Regions from separate parts of the Homo sapiens genome. Here region 2 is linked to region 1. A link is a contact called in ENCODE Hi-C or POLR2A ChIA-PET data. All regions are on one chromosome and are shown on one strand. Each heading gives the region's core, a stretch centred on a gene start or an enhancer-like site at or near the end of the contact. The rest is flanking DNA. Distances are from core to core; before and after follow the strand shown. Region 1 overlaps CD55 (CD55 molecule (Cromer blood group)). Region 2 has its middle 63 kb from the start of CR2.

Region 1 (6,691 bases), core at 973-3,472:
AACAAAGTTCTAATATTCAAAATCTCTAAGGAACTTAAACAAATCAACAAACAAAAATCAAACCAACCCTTAAAAAATGGGCAAAGGACATAAACAGACACTTCTCAAAAGAAGACATACATGAGGCCAACAAGCATATGAAAAAAATGCTCAACATCACTAATCATTAGAGAAATGCAATCAAAACCACAATGAGATACCATCTCATAGCAGACAGAATGGCTATTATTAAAAAGTGAAAAAATAACAAATGTTGGTAAGGTTGTGGAAAACAGAGAACACTTATACATTGCTGGTGGGAATGTAATTAGTTCAGCCTCTGTGGAAAGCAGTTTGGAGATTTCTCAAAGAACTTAGAACCACCATGTGACCTAGCAATCTCATTATTGGGTATATACCCAAACCAACAAAAATCATTCTACCATAAAGACATATGCACACATATGTTCATCAGCACTTTTCACAATAACATGGAATCAACCTAGATGCACATCAGTGGTGAACTGGATAAAGAAAATGTGGTATATATACACCACGGGATATTACACAAACATAGAAAGGAATGAAATCATGTCCTTTGCAGTAATATGGATGCAGCTGGAAACCATTATCCTAAGTGAATTAATGCAGGAACAGAAAACCAAATACTGCATCTTCTCACCTATAAGTGGGAACTAAACAATGAGTACACATGGATGCAAAGAAGGGAACAATGGCCACCAGGGCTTATTTGAGAATGGAAGGTGGGAGGAGGGTGAGAATCAATAAACTACCTATTGGGTACTAAGCTCACTACCTGGGTGATGAAATATTATGTACACTCAACCCTAATGACACACAATTTACCCATGTAACAAACCTTCACCTGTACCTCCCAAACCTAAAATAAAAGGTGGAAGAAAAAAAATGTGTTTACCTGGCCAGGTGCGGTGGCTCACGCCTGTAATCCCAGCACTTTGGGAGGCCGAGGCAGGCAGATCTCGAGGCCAGGAGATCAAGACCATCCTGGATAACACGGTGAAACACCGTCTCTACTGAAAAATACAAAAAATTAGCCGGGTGTGGTGGCAGGCGCCTATAGTCCCAGCTACTTGGGAGGCTGAGGCAGGAGAATGGCGTGAACCCGGGAGGCAGAGCTTGCAGTGAGCCGAGATCACGCCACTGCACTCCAGCCTGGGTGACAGAGCGAGATTCCGTCTAAAAAAAAAAAAATGTGTTTACCCATTTTCCCTTTGGTATCCATGAATGCTACATGTTGATTGTTTTCCTAAGACAGTATCATGGGGAGTGGCTTCAAGATGTCTGACTAGATGCCTCTGGTCTTCTCCTCTTCCATGGAGAGAAACCTAAGCAGGAATTACATAATCACATTTTGAAGAGATCATCAAAGAGAGAACACTAGAATTTAACAAACAAGTGACAGGATGCACCAAAGCAAGGAAGGAGACAGAAGCAAGGCAGCCTGTTTGGCTGAGATTGCCTGGAAGCCTGGAGAGACTCCCTAATGCAGGAAAAGAGTAAGTGAGAGAACCCCAGCAGTCCACATTCCCTCTGAAGACTCCCACAATCCTAGCTACAGGAGTCCCTTGATTCTCGTAGGCTCTAGATCTAACATAGGAAGCTGCCTGGAGACAGTGTGATGGCATTACTCCAGAGAGTAAGTTCACACTGAGTACTATAAACCACTGAGTCCTAAGCAGCCACAGCACAAGACTATTTTGAGAGCCCAGCCCCTCCCAGACTGCATCTTGCTCTGTGGCCACTGTTGCCTAAGCCAAAGCAGGAGCCACTGGCAGCGACCTGACACCCCCAATAGAGGAGCAGCCAGGCATTTTCTGGTTCCCTGAGGACAAATTCCAGTGCATGCGGCTATGGCTGCTGCTGGCTGCTTTGGGCTGAGGCATGAGCAAACTGCATGTGCCCCAGCCACCTCTCTGTGGCTGCTCCCAACTGAAAACAACACTGCTGTCCCAAGTAGCTGGTCCACAGCACAGCCACACTGTCCTCACCTAAGCATTCCACCAGTAGCCTAGGAATACTCTACCTCTTCCTACCACAGCCAGCACTCACATGCACCACAGGGAGGCCTGAGGACAAGTCCATCTGGCCCAGCGTCACCCTCTCAGTACACAAGCCTGCCATCAGGTACCCGGATGCTCAGCCAGTCCACCACCAATAGCAGCTGAGCACTCTTCCTGGTGTCTGAAGTCAGGCCCACTCAACCTGCCACTAACATCACAGCTGGTAAGCCACCTGCAGACCTGGAAACTGATCCACCCAATCACCGCACCCACAGCCAACACTGGCACAGACTGCTTGTGTCCCACAGGGTTGTCCCACCACTACTACTGCCATCACCCATGCCCCCACTTGCTGCCAAGTAGCCTGAGAACCAGGTCACCCGCCATTTCTGGCACCCAAGTGAGCCACCTGGAGACCCAATAACTGGCCTGATTGGGCTTGCTAACACTGGTGCCAGCAACATCACCCTGGGCCCAAGGACAGGCAAACTCAGCCCACCACTGCCAACACTTGGGTCCGAACATTGGCCCACATGGCATCCTATTCCCTAGCAAATCTCCACTAGTAACCGCATCCTAAAGCACTGAGGAAATGACAGATACCACTGATGATATTTACAGCTGAAAGTCATACAGAAACTACACTACTGCATGCACCCAGAATTAAAGCCAAAGTGCCCCACCTAACTGACACCATAAATACATCTTCAGGAAAAGTCCTCCCCTACAAAAGCAAATTTGAAAAATTAGAAACAGCAAATATCACATCAGATGCACAGATATCAACTTCAGGATGCAGGAAACGTGAAAAAACAAGAAAATATGATACCACCAAAGGAACACAATAATTCTCCAGCAACAGATCCCAATCAAAAGTAAACTTACAAAATTCTGGGAAAAGAATTCAAAGTTGTGATATTAAAAAAGCTCAGGGAGGTGAGATACAAACTTTAAAATTTGTTTTAAAAAAATACAAAGAAATCAGAAAAACAATTCAGGATATTAATGAGATGTTTATCAAAAAAAGATACATATAAAAGAACCAAACAACTTCTGGAAATAATTTATTGATGAAATACATAATATACTTGATGAAATATTAAATACATAATATACTTGAAAGCATCAATAATAGGCTAGATCAAGCAGAAGAAAGAATCTCAGAACTTGAAGACAGGTCTTTTGAGATAACACAGTCAGATAAGAATAAGGAAAAAAGAATAAAAAAATGGGCAAAGTTTACATGACATATGGGACACCCTAAAGTGGCCAACTATTCAAATTTTAGGAGTCTCAGAAGGTGAAGAGAAAGTGAAAGGATTAGAAAATCTATTACTAAAACAACAGAGGAAAATTTCTCAAGTCTAACAAGAAATGTAGACATCCTGACACAGGAGGCTCAGAGATCACCAAGTAGATACAATTTAAAAAGGTCTTCTCTGGCCCGGTGCGGTGGCTCATGCCTGTAATCCCAGCACTTTGGGAGGCCGAGGCAGGTGGATCACCTGAGGTCAGGAGTTCGAGACCAGACTGGCCAACATGGTGAAACCCTGTCTCTATTAAAAATACAAAAATTAGATGGGTGTGGTAACACACACCTGTAATCCCAGCTACTACTCAGGAGGCTGAGGTGGGAGAATCGCTTGAACTTGGGAGGCAGAGGCTGCAGTGAGCTGAGATTGCGCCACTGTACTCCAGGCTGAGTGACAGAATGAGACTCTGTCTCAAAACCAAAAAAAAAAAAAGGTTTTCTCCATGACAAACTATACTCAAACTGTCAAAAGTCAAAGACAGAGAGAGTTCTAAAAACAGCAAGGGAAAAGCATCTAGTCACTTATAAAGGAAACCCATCAGACTAACAATGGATTTCTCAGCAGAAACCTTACAGGCCAGGAGAGAACGGGATGATATACTCAAAGCGCTGAAAGAAAAAGACTACCAACCAAGGATTAGGAAAGTTATCCTTCATAAATGAAGGAGAAACAATGTCTTTCCCAGACAAAAGAAAGCTGATGGAATTAATCACCATGATGGAATTCATCACCATGAGATGGCTTACAAGAAATGCTTAAGGGAGTGCTATACCCAGAAGAGAAAGAATGATATCTACAATCATGAAAACACACAGAAATTTTAAAAACCACTGGTAGAGCAAACACACAAAGAAGAGAAAAGACTAAAATGTTATGAAAGAAAAACTCTACATCACAATAATAAGAGAGAACAAAAGGAACAAAACAACCAGAAATCAATTAATAAGATGACAGGAATAATTCCTCACATATCAATAACCCTGAATGTAAACAGATTAAACTTTCCTCTTAAAAGATGTATACTGGCTGAATGGATGCAAAAACACAACCCAACTATACGTTTCTTTCAAGAAATTCATCTCATCTGTGAAAACACATTGTGACTGAAAGTAAAGAGATGGAAAAAGATACTCCATGCTAACACAAACCAAAAACAAACAGGAGTAGCTGTACTTATATCAGATGAAACAGACTTTAGGTAAAAAACAGTAAAAAGAGACAAAGGAGGTCATTATATAATTGACAAAGAGATCAATTCAGCAAGAGGATATAACAATTCTAAGTATGTATGCACCCAATCCTGGAGTACCCAAACATATAAAGCAAATATTGTCCAATCTAAAGGGATAGACTCCAATACAATAATTGTTAAGAACTTCAACATCCCACTGTCAGCATTAGCTCATCTGGACAAAAAATTCACAAAGAAACATTGGATTTAAATTGCACATTAGACCAAATGGACCTAACAGACACTAACAGAAGAGTTCACCCAATAGCTACAGAATTTTCTCAATGGCACATGAAACAATCTCCAGAATAGAACATATGTTAGGATACCAAACAAGTCTCAATAAATTTGAAAAAGTCAAAATTGTATCAAGTATCTTCTCAAACCATAATGGAATTAAACTAGAAATTAATAACAACAGGAACTTTGGAAACCGTACAAATAAATGAAAATTAAACAACATGCTTCTGAATGACCATTAGGTCAAGGGAGAAATTCAGGATTAGACAAAAAATTTCTTGAAAAAATAGAAATGGCAACAGTGTAGCAAAACTTATCAGACATAGCAAAAGCAGTGCTAACAGGGAAGTTTACAGCAATAAATGATTACATCAAAAAAGTAGAAAGATTTCAAATAAACAATCTAACAATGCATCTTAAGGAACTAGAGAAGGAAGAACAAACCAACCCCAAAATTAGCAGAAGGAAAGAAGTAAGAAAAATCAGAGCAGAGCTAAACAAAATAGAGACTAAAAAACAATAAAGTGAAAACTTGTTTTTTTGAAAAGATAAACCAAACTGATAAAGTACTTGCTAGACTAACCAAGAAAAAAAGAGAGAAGCCCCAAATAAAATCAGAAATGAAAAAAGAGACATTACAACTGATACCACAGAAATACAAAATATCAGAGACTATTATAAACACCTATACATTGACAAACTGGAAAACCTAGAGGAAATGAATAAATTCTTGGAGACATGCTCCCTATCAAGACTGAGTCAGGAAGAAACAGAAAATCTGAACAGACCAATAATGAGTAGTAAGACTGAATTGTAATAAAAAGTCTCCTGACAAAGAAAAGCCCAGGACTGGATGGATTCAAAGCCAAATGCTACCAAACATACAAAAGAGAACTAATACCAATTCTCCTGAAACAATTCCAAAAAATTGAAGAGGAGGAAACTTTCCCTAACTCATTCTATAAGGCCAGCATTACCCTGATACCAAAACCAGACAAGAACACAACAAGAACAACAAAATCACAGGCCAATACTCTTGATGAATATAGACACAAAAATTCTCAGCAAAGTATTAGCAAACCAAATCCAACACCACATCAAAAAATTAGTATGCCAAGACCAAGTGGGATTTCGACCAGGGATGCAAGGATGATTCAACACATAGAAATCAATAAAACTCTCAACAAACTAGGCATAGAAGAAGCATATTAACATCATAAAGGTCATACATGACAAACCCACAGCTAATATTCTGTTGAATGAGGAAAAGCTGAAAGCCTTTCTTCTAAGAACTGGATCAAGAGAAGGATGTCTACTTTCACCACTTCTATTCAACATAATGCTGTAAGCCCTAGTTTCCATTTCATTGAAGAACCAAGTTTCATTTGGCTCATAGAGAACCAAGTTTTCATTTATTAACTTGCAGCCAGGCAAAAGAAAGAAATAAAAGGCATCCAAACTGGAATAGAGGAAGTCAAATTGTCCCTCTTTTTTAATGATACGATTTTATATGTAAAAAAAAATCCTTAAAGACTTCACCAAAAACTCTTAGATCTGATAAATTCAGTACAGTTGCAGGAAACAAGATCAACATACAAAAATCAATAACATTTCTATACAATAATGAACAAACTGAGAAAGAAATCAAGAAGGCAATTCCATTGACAATAACTAAAAAAATAAATAAAATACCTAGGAACAGATTTAACTAAGGAGGTGAAAGACCCCTACAAGGAAAACTACAAAACATAGATAAAAGAAATCGAAGAGGGCACAAAGGGAAAGACATCCCATGCTCACGGACTGGAAGAGCTATTATTGTTAAAATGACTACACTGCCAAAGCAATCTAAAGATTCAGTACAACCCCTATCAAGATATCAATGC
Region 2 (5,999 bases), core at 2,929-5,428, 44 kb before region 1:
AGACGAACGTAGAAATGAAAACTTAAGACAAAAGAAACTGTTTTAGGCCGGGCGTGGTGGCTCATGCCTGTAATCCCAGCACTTTGGGAGGCCCAGGCGAGTGGATCACGAGGTCAAGAGATCGAGAGCATTCTGGCTAACATGGTGAAACCCCGTCTCCACTAAAAATACAAAAAATTAGATGGGCGTGGTGGTGGGCGCCTATAGTCCCAGCTACTCGGGAGACTGAGGCAGGAGAATGGCGTGAACCTGGGAGGCGGAGCTTGCAGTGAGCCGAGTTCGCGCCACTGCACTCCAGCCTGGGCGACAGAGCGAGACTCCATCTCAAAAAAAAAAAAAAAAAGCAAAACTGTTTTAAAGGCAGGGGTCAGAGGAAGAAGAAGAGAGCTCCCAGCTTCTAGTGAGCAAAGGCAGCAACCCTGAGCTTTCTATAGCCCTTCTTATTTATTGGGTAGCAAGAGCAGGGAGGAGAAGGTAACGATTGGTCAGCTGCTTAATTGATCACAGGTTCATGTTATTACTAACAGACTTCAGATGTACTTAATCACAAGATTAGGGGCGTGACTGCCTTCAGCATTCCTTCTGGGTGGCATATGCAGTTTGTCAGTTTGCCAACATTCTGCATTTATGAGAAACAGTTTGCTGCTTACTCATACAGCCTCCAGTGGCATACTGAGTTGATCACAACCCTCATTCTTTCCGCCTCCAACAGCTGCTGCTATAAACATTTGTATGCAAGTTTTTGTGTGGATATAAGTTTTCACTCCTTTGGGTAAATACGAATGAACACAATTGCTGGATTGTTTGGTTTTGCAAGAGATTGCCAAACTATATTCCAAAGTGGCTGTACCACTTTTCATTCCCATCAACAATAAATGAGAGTTTCTGTTGCTCCACATCGTCGTCAGCATTTGGTGTTATCAGTGTTCGGGATTTCGGCCATTCTCATAGGTGTGCAATGACAACTCCTTGTGTGATTTTGCATTTTCCTAAGGACATATGATGTGGAGCATCTTTTCACATGCTTATTTGCCATCTGTATTTATTCTCTGGTAAAGCATTTGGTAAGGCCTTTGGCTTGTTTTTGGTAAGTCATGCTCTCATTTTCATTTAGTTCAAAATATTTTAAAATTTCCCTTGAGATGTCTTTTTTTTTTTTTTTTTGCTCTTTTATTTTTGTCTTTGCTGTGTTACTTAGAGGTGTGTTGTTTAATCTCCCGTGATTTTGGGATTTCCTAGCTATCTTTCTGTTACTGATTGGCAGTTTAATTCCACTGCAGTCTGAGAGCAGACATTATATGATTTATATTCTTTTAGATTTATTAAGATATGTTTTACTTGTTATTAGGACAAAGTGGTAACTTCCCATCTCCTTATATGTAGAACTAGAAATTGGAAGTTCTATGTGACTTTTCATATAGAGTTTTGTGCTTAAAATGCTCCATATAATTCCTGATCAAGAGCCTTCAATGAAGATCTTATATTCTTGATGGTCACTGTCAATGAAACACTCTTTTTGCAAAATTTAGCCTGTTTTAAGCTATTGACAAGTCATAGCACTTGAAATCACACTTAATCTATCAGCTCTCCTTTTTCTTGCAATAATAAATATGGTTATTGTGATAATGCATATTAAGTATTTTCATATTAAGTATTTTAAAGTGATGATCAAGCTATAATTTGCAGAATATGCATGATTGTTAGTTTGTGTAGATAGCTTGGAAACCATTGCAAGGGCACATTTTACTTTCCTGCATCAAAGTATTCTATGACTGATTATACCATTGTCTTCATGACAAAGTAGAGGCTATCTAAAATGACTTATGTATTAATAGTTTCTGCTTACATGTCTGACCTACTCTGTAGCCTGGTTCATACATTTTATCTTGCTATGCTTGCTTCTTCTGACCCCCAGGGCTTTGCATGTGCTGCTCCTTTTCTTGAACCCATACTCATAGGGCTAACACTTGCCTCTTGAGGAAAGGAGCATATCATCTTCAGTACTGTTTCCTTAGTGCAGCCGTGAAGGTACACAGTAGGAAAGTTACTGTTTAATGATAGAATAATGCCACCTTTTGGTGTGAGGAGTTGGTCATTGTAGGGGTTGACATTTCAACTGTGAAAAATGTATAAGATTTGGGCATATTAGTATATGAGTGGGAAGACCCTTTGAGTGAACTAAACAGATAGCTAAAGCATGGAGAGTGGGTTGTGATTAAGGAGTTCTCCAGTTTGGCTGAAGAAACAAGGAGGAGTGCAAAATAGTACTTGATTGGAAGGCTAGAGCCAGATTTTAGTAATTATTAAATAAGGATACAGTTCTGAAATTTATTCTCTAGATAGTTCAAGAGATTTAAGTAGAGAAATCTTCAATTTATTAAAAGTTCCAAAAATAACATTGTTGAAGTTCTACCCCTAAATATTAATCCAGCATCAATGTGTACATTAAATAATGAAGTATACCCAAAACATTAAGAAAAGTTACCCTTTAGCCACATGCGTTCAGTTAGGCTTGGAAGTGGTGATATAATTTGGTTGTGTCCCCACCCAAATCTCATGTTGAATTGTAATTCCCAGTGTTGGAGGAGGGACCTGGTGGGAGATGTCTGGATCATTGGGGCAGATTTCCCTCATGCTGTTCTCATGATAGAGAGTGAGCTCTCATGAGATCTGGTGGTTTTAAAAGTGTGTGGCACTTCCCCCCTTGCTCCTGCTCTCTTTCTCATGCTCCATCATGTGAGAATGTGCTTGCTTCCCCTTCACCCTCCACCATGATTGTAAGCTTCCTGAAGCCTCCCAGTCATGCTTCCAGTTAAGCCTGCAAAACTAAGAGTCATTTAAACTTCTTTTCTTCATAAATTATGCAGTCTCAGGTAGTTCTTTATAGCAGTGTGAGAACAGACTAATACAAGTGGACATCTACTAAACTTTCTGCCAGTAATCTTCTTCCTTGGAAACTGACTTAGGCAATCTACAAGGTTACCAGACTGGATTCTGGCTGAAATTTTTTTTCATGATGACCTTATGACTCTAGCCATAGAAACTGACTTCAGGGTTGCTTGGCCCTTCACTGACCAGTACTAGAGTTAAATTCCTGGAATTTGGCTATGTCTAAGAGATTCTAGCTTCTGTCTGGATGTATCTCCTGAATAGAAATGCAACACCTGGAAACAATTGGTTATCATGTCTCCTGCTGTATACAGACAATGTAGCAGAACAGTCCAAAGAACGACAAAAAAAAAAAAAAAAAAAAAAACCAACAACAACAAGCAACAAAAATGTAAGCAGGCACCCAAAGAGAAAAAAGAAGAAAGATGCAGAGAAGACCCTGACTGCCTTCCAGGGCCTGGCTCCACTGCCCATCTGAAGGCAGCTATAGTACTGTCAGTGGGGTCTGTGAGACTCCTATATCCTTATAAAACACCCTTCACATACATATACATTGAATTTTCCTAAAGCTAAAATGGGCTGATTTATTTTACCTACCAGAAAGGAGTTTTAACAAATCCGCAACTACAACAATGAAGATCACTACTACTAAGTTTCTTTTATTATAATCATGTCAAGAAAAATAAAATCCAATAATTATAAACCATTGGTGTCAACATATAAAAATTTCTTATATTAATTGCTTCCAAGATTTTTTAAATACTAAAAATTTTAAGATGTAAAATACTACATTTGATTTATTATTTCATTAAGATTCTAAGCAAACTAATAAAGGTTAAAATTTTAGTGAATAACCTACTTTGATAAAAGTGACAATGTATTTATTAAAATTATAATTAGGTTTTACTGAATGATTTAAGATGTTATTTTTCTCCATATCACTGAGCCAGGAGCATTTAATGTTAAAAATAGACTTGGCAATATTTGGCAAAATGTAAAAATGTAAAGTTAATTAGATTTCAAACTCAATTACAGTGACATCATAAATACTGATTTATTGTAATTCAGCATCTTGTATCCAGAAATTAGAGTAGGTAGACCTCTGGTAAATCTATCAGAATATTTCAGACTTTAATAGAAGACATTAAAACATTCTACTCATTTAAACAGCTATTCATTATATACTCATTACATGTAAGCAGCTACTCATTCTGTGCATATACTCATGTCTAAAACAGTGGCTCTCACACTTGGCTATATGTGAGTCACCTGTGACACATCATGAGTTTTTATTTTTCACCACTGGAAAATCTAACTCAGGTGATCTGGATCTATGACTAGTGTCAAAGTCAAATAAAACTAGAGATGAATCTCTAAATTTAAAATGTTTTATTTGGGAAGCAAGACTTATAATTTGGGGCATACACACAGACTGGGTGGTCCATGGTATGTCTGTAAAACAAAGAGGTTAGAGGTTTTATAAAAAAACAAAAACAAAAACGAGAAATGTTGCATATTATTTTGTAGGAAAGTTTATTGGCACTAGTAAAGTTTGGGGGAGCTGGCAACTTCTGATTGGTGAGTGACAGCCTTGGGTAAAACTAGTCTTAGAGTCACAGCAGGTTGTTTCAGTAATTAGAAAAACCAATTTCAGGTTACAGAAGGCAGTTTCAGCAACCAGGCTTGCATAGAATTGCATTCTTTGATCAATGTTATGTGTTCTGAATGCTTTTTCCCCCTGGCCAATTGACTGTTTTAGTTGGATATGATAAAAATGACCCAATTCATGTGACCAACTTTTATACCAGGCATCTGTATGTCTGAAGAAGTGACACTGATACACAGCCCAACTTAGGGAATCACTCCCTACCTTATAGAATCCTTTGCCTTGATCCAATAATTTTGTATATATAAAAGCATTAGGTGTAAAAGGAAATGATTAGCAGTTGATTCTATTTAGATTTATTAAATATAAAGCAAAACGGGTACATGACCTCTGTCTTTTTTATCCCAGGACATCTAAAGGAAATATGTTTTAAAGCTAGAAAAGTATGATAAAATAAATGAGAGAGGGTTAGAGATAAAACCTCCACAGAAGTTGCAAATGAGTTTTGAATGTTCTTATTGTGTTGGGTTCTTTGAAACATAATTTATAATGGAAAAATAATCTCAGTGATATTTTTAATGAGAACTATTTCTTACCTTTTAAAAATGTTTGATTTTTATAGATACATAATAGTTGTACATATTTATAGTGTACATGTCATATTTTGATACAAGAACACAATGTATAATTATCAAAGCAGGGTAATTGGTATATCCATCACCTCAAACATTTATCATTTCTTTGTGTTGGGAATATTCCAAATCCACTTCTCTAGTTATTTTTAAATATACGATATTTTCACTATTGTGCTACTGAACTCAGTATCTTATTCCTTCTATCTAACAGTATTTTTGTAGCCATGAACCAATCTCTCTTTATCATCCCTCCCCAATACCCTTCCCAGCCTCCAGTGACTACTCTCTACCTCCATTAGATCACTTTTTTAACTTCCATATATGAGCAACAACATGCAATATTTTTCTTCCTGTCCCTGGTTTATTTAACACAATGACCTCCATTACCATCCATGTTGTTGCAAGTGACAGGATGTCATTCATTTTTATGGATGAATAATATTCTATTGTGTATGTGTGCCATATTTTCTTCATCCATTCATCTGTTGATGGGCACTTATGTTGATTCTTTATCTTGGCTATTGTGAATAGTGCTGCAATAAACATAGGAGTGCAGGTATCTGTTTGATATACTGATTTTCTTTCTTTTGAATATATACCCAGCAGTGGGATTGCTGGATCATATGGTAGTTCTGTTTTTTATTTTTTTCCATGCTGAAACTCCATACTGATTTCCATAGTGGCTGTACTAACTTACATTCTCACCAACAGTGTATCAGCATTCCTTTCTCTGCATCCTCGCCAGCATTCATTGTTTTTTGTCTTTTCAATGAAAGCCATTTTAACTGGGGTAACTCATTGTGGTTTTGATTGCATTTCCATGATAATTAGTGATGTTGAGCATTTTTTCAGATATCTGTTGACCATTC

The links. A loop is a pair of places that touch in the nucleus more often than their neighbours do. ChIA-PET counts read pairs that join two places held with the same protein, here RNA polymerase II (POLR2A). Pooled maps may share reads with other maps.
Region 2: a map of GM18951 shows a loop between it and region 1 (2.6-fold over the local background). The contact joins two enhancer-like sites. A Hi-C loop is called at or near these places in 10 of 168 maps with a recorded cell type or tissue (GM18951, K562, MCF 10A and 6 more), 16 of 37 single-sample maps with no recorded cell type and 16 of 50 pooled maps. POLR2A ChIA-PET finds 5 or more read pairs at or near these places in 13 of 52 experiments (AG04450, B cell, HEK293T and 9 more).

Annotation. Positions count from the first base shown.
Region 1 is chr1:207,341,787-207,348,477 of GRCh38, reverse strand. The region is part of intron 9 of CD55 (CD55 molecule (Cromer blood group)); the gene reads right to left. Among named protein-coding and RNA genes, the nearest start is that of CD55, 23 kb to the right of the region's middle. RefSeq lists an enhancer at 1,632-2,132. Within about 2 kb of position 2,222, at least 4 of the 41 ENCODE cell types and tissues checked have a DNase peak (open chromatin) inside an H3K27ac peak, as active enhancers do.
Region 2 is chr1:207,388,435-207,394,433 of GRCh38, reverse strand. No RefSeq gene overlaps it. Among named protein-coding and RNA genes, the nearest start is that of CR2, 63 kb to the left of the region's middle. Within about 2 kb of position 4,178, at least 3 of the 41 ENCODE cell types and tissues checked have a DNase peak (open chromatin) inside an H3K27ac peak, as active enhancers do.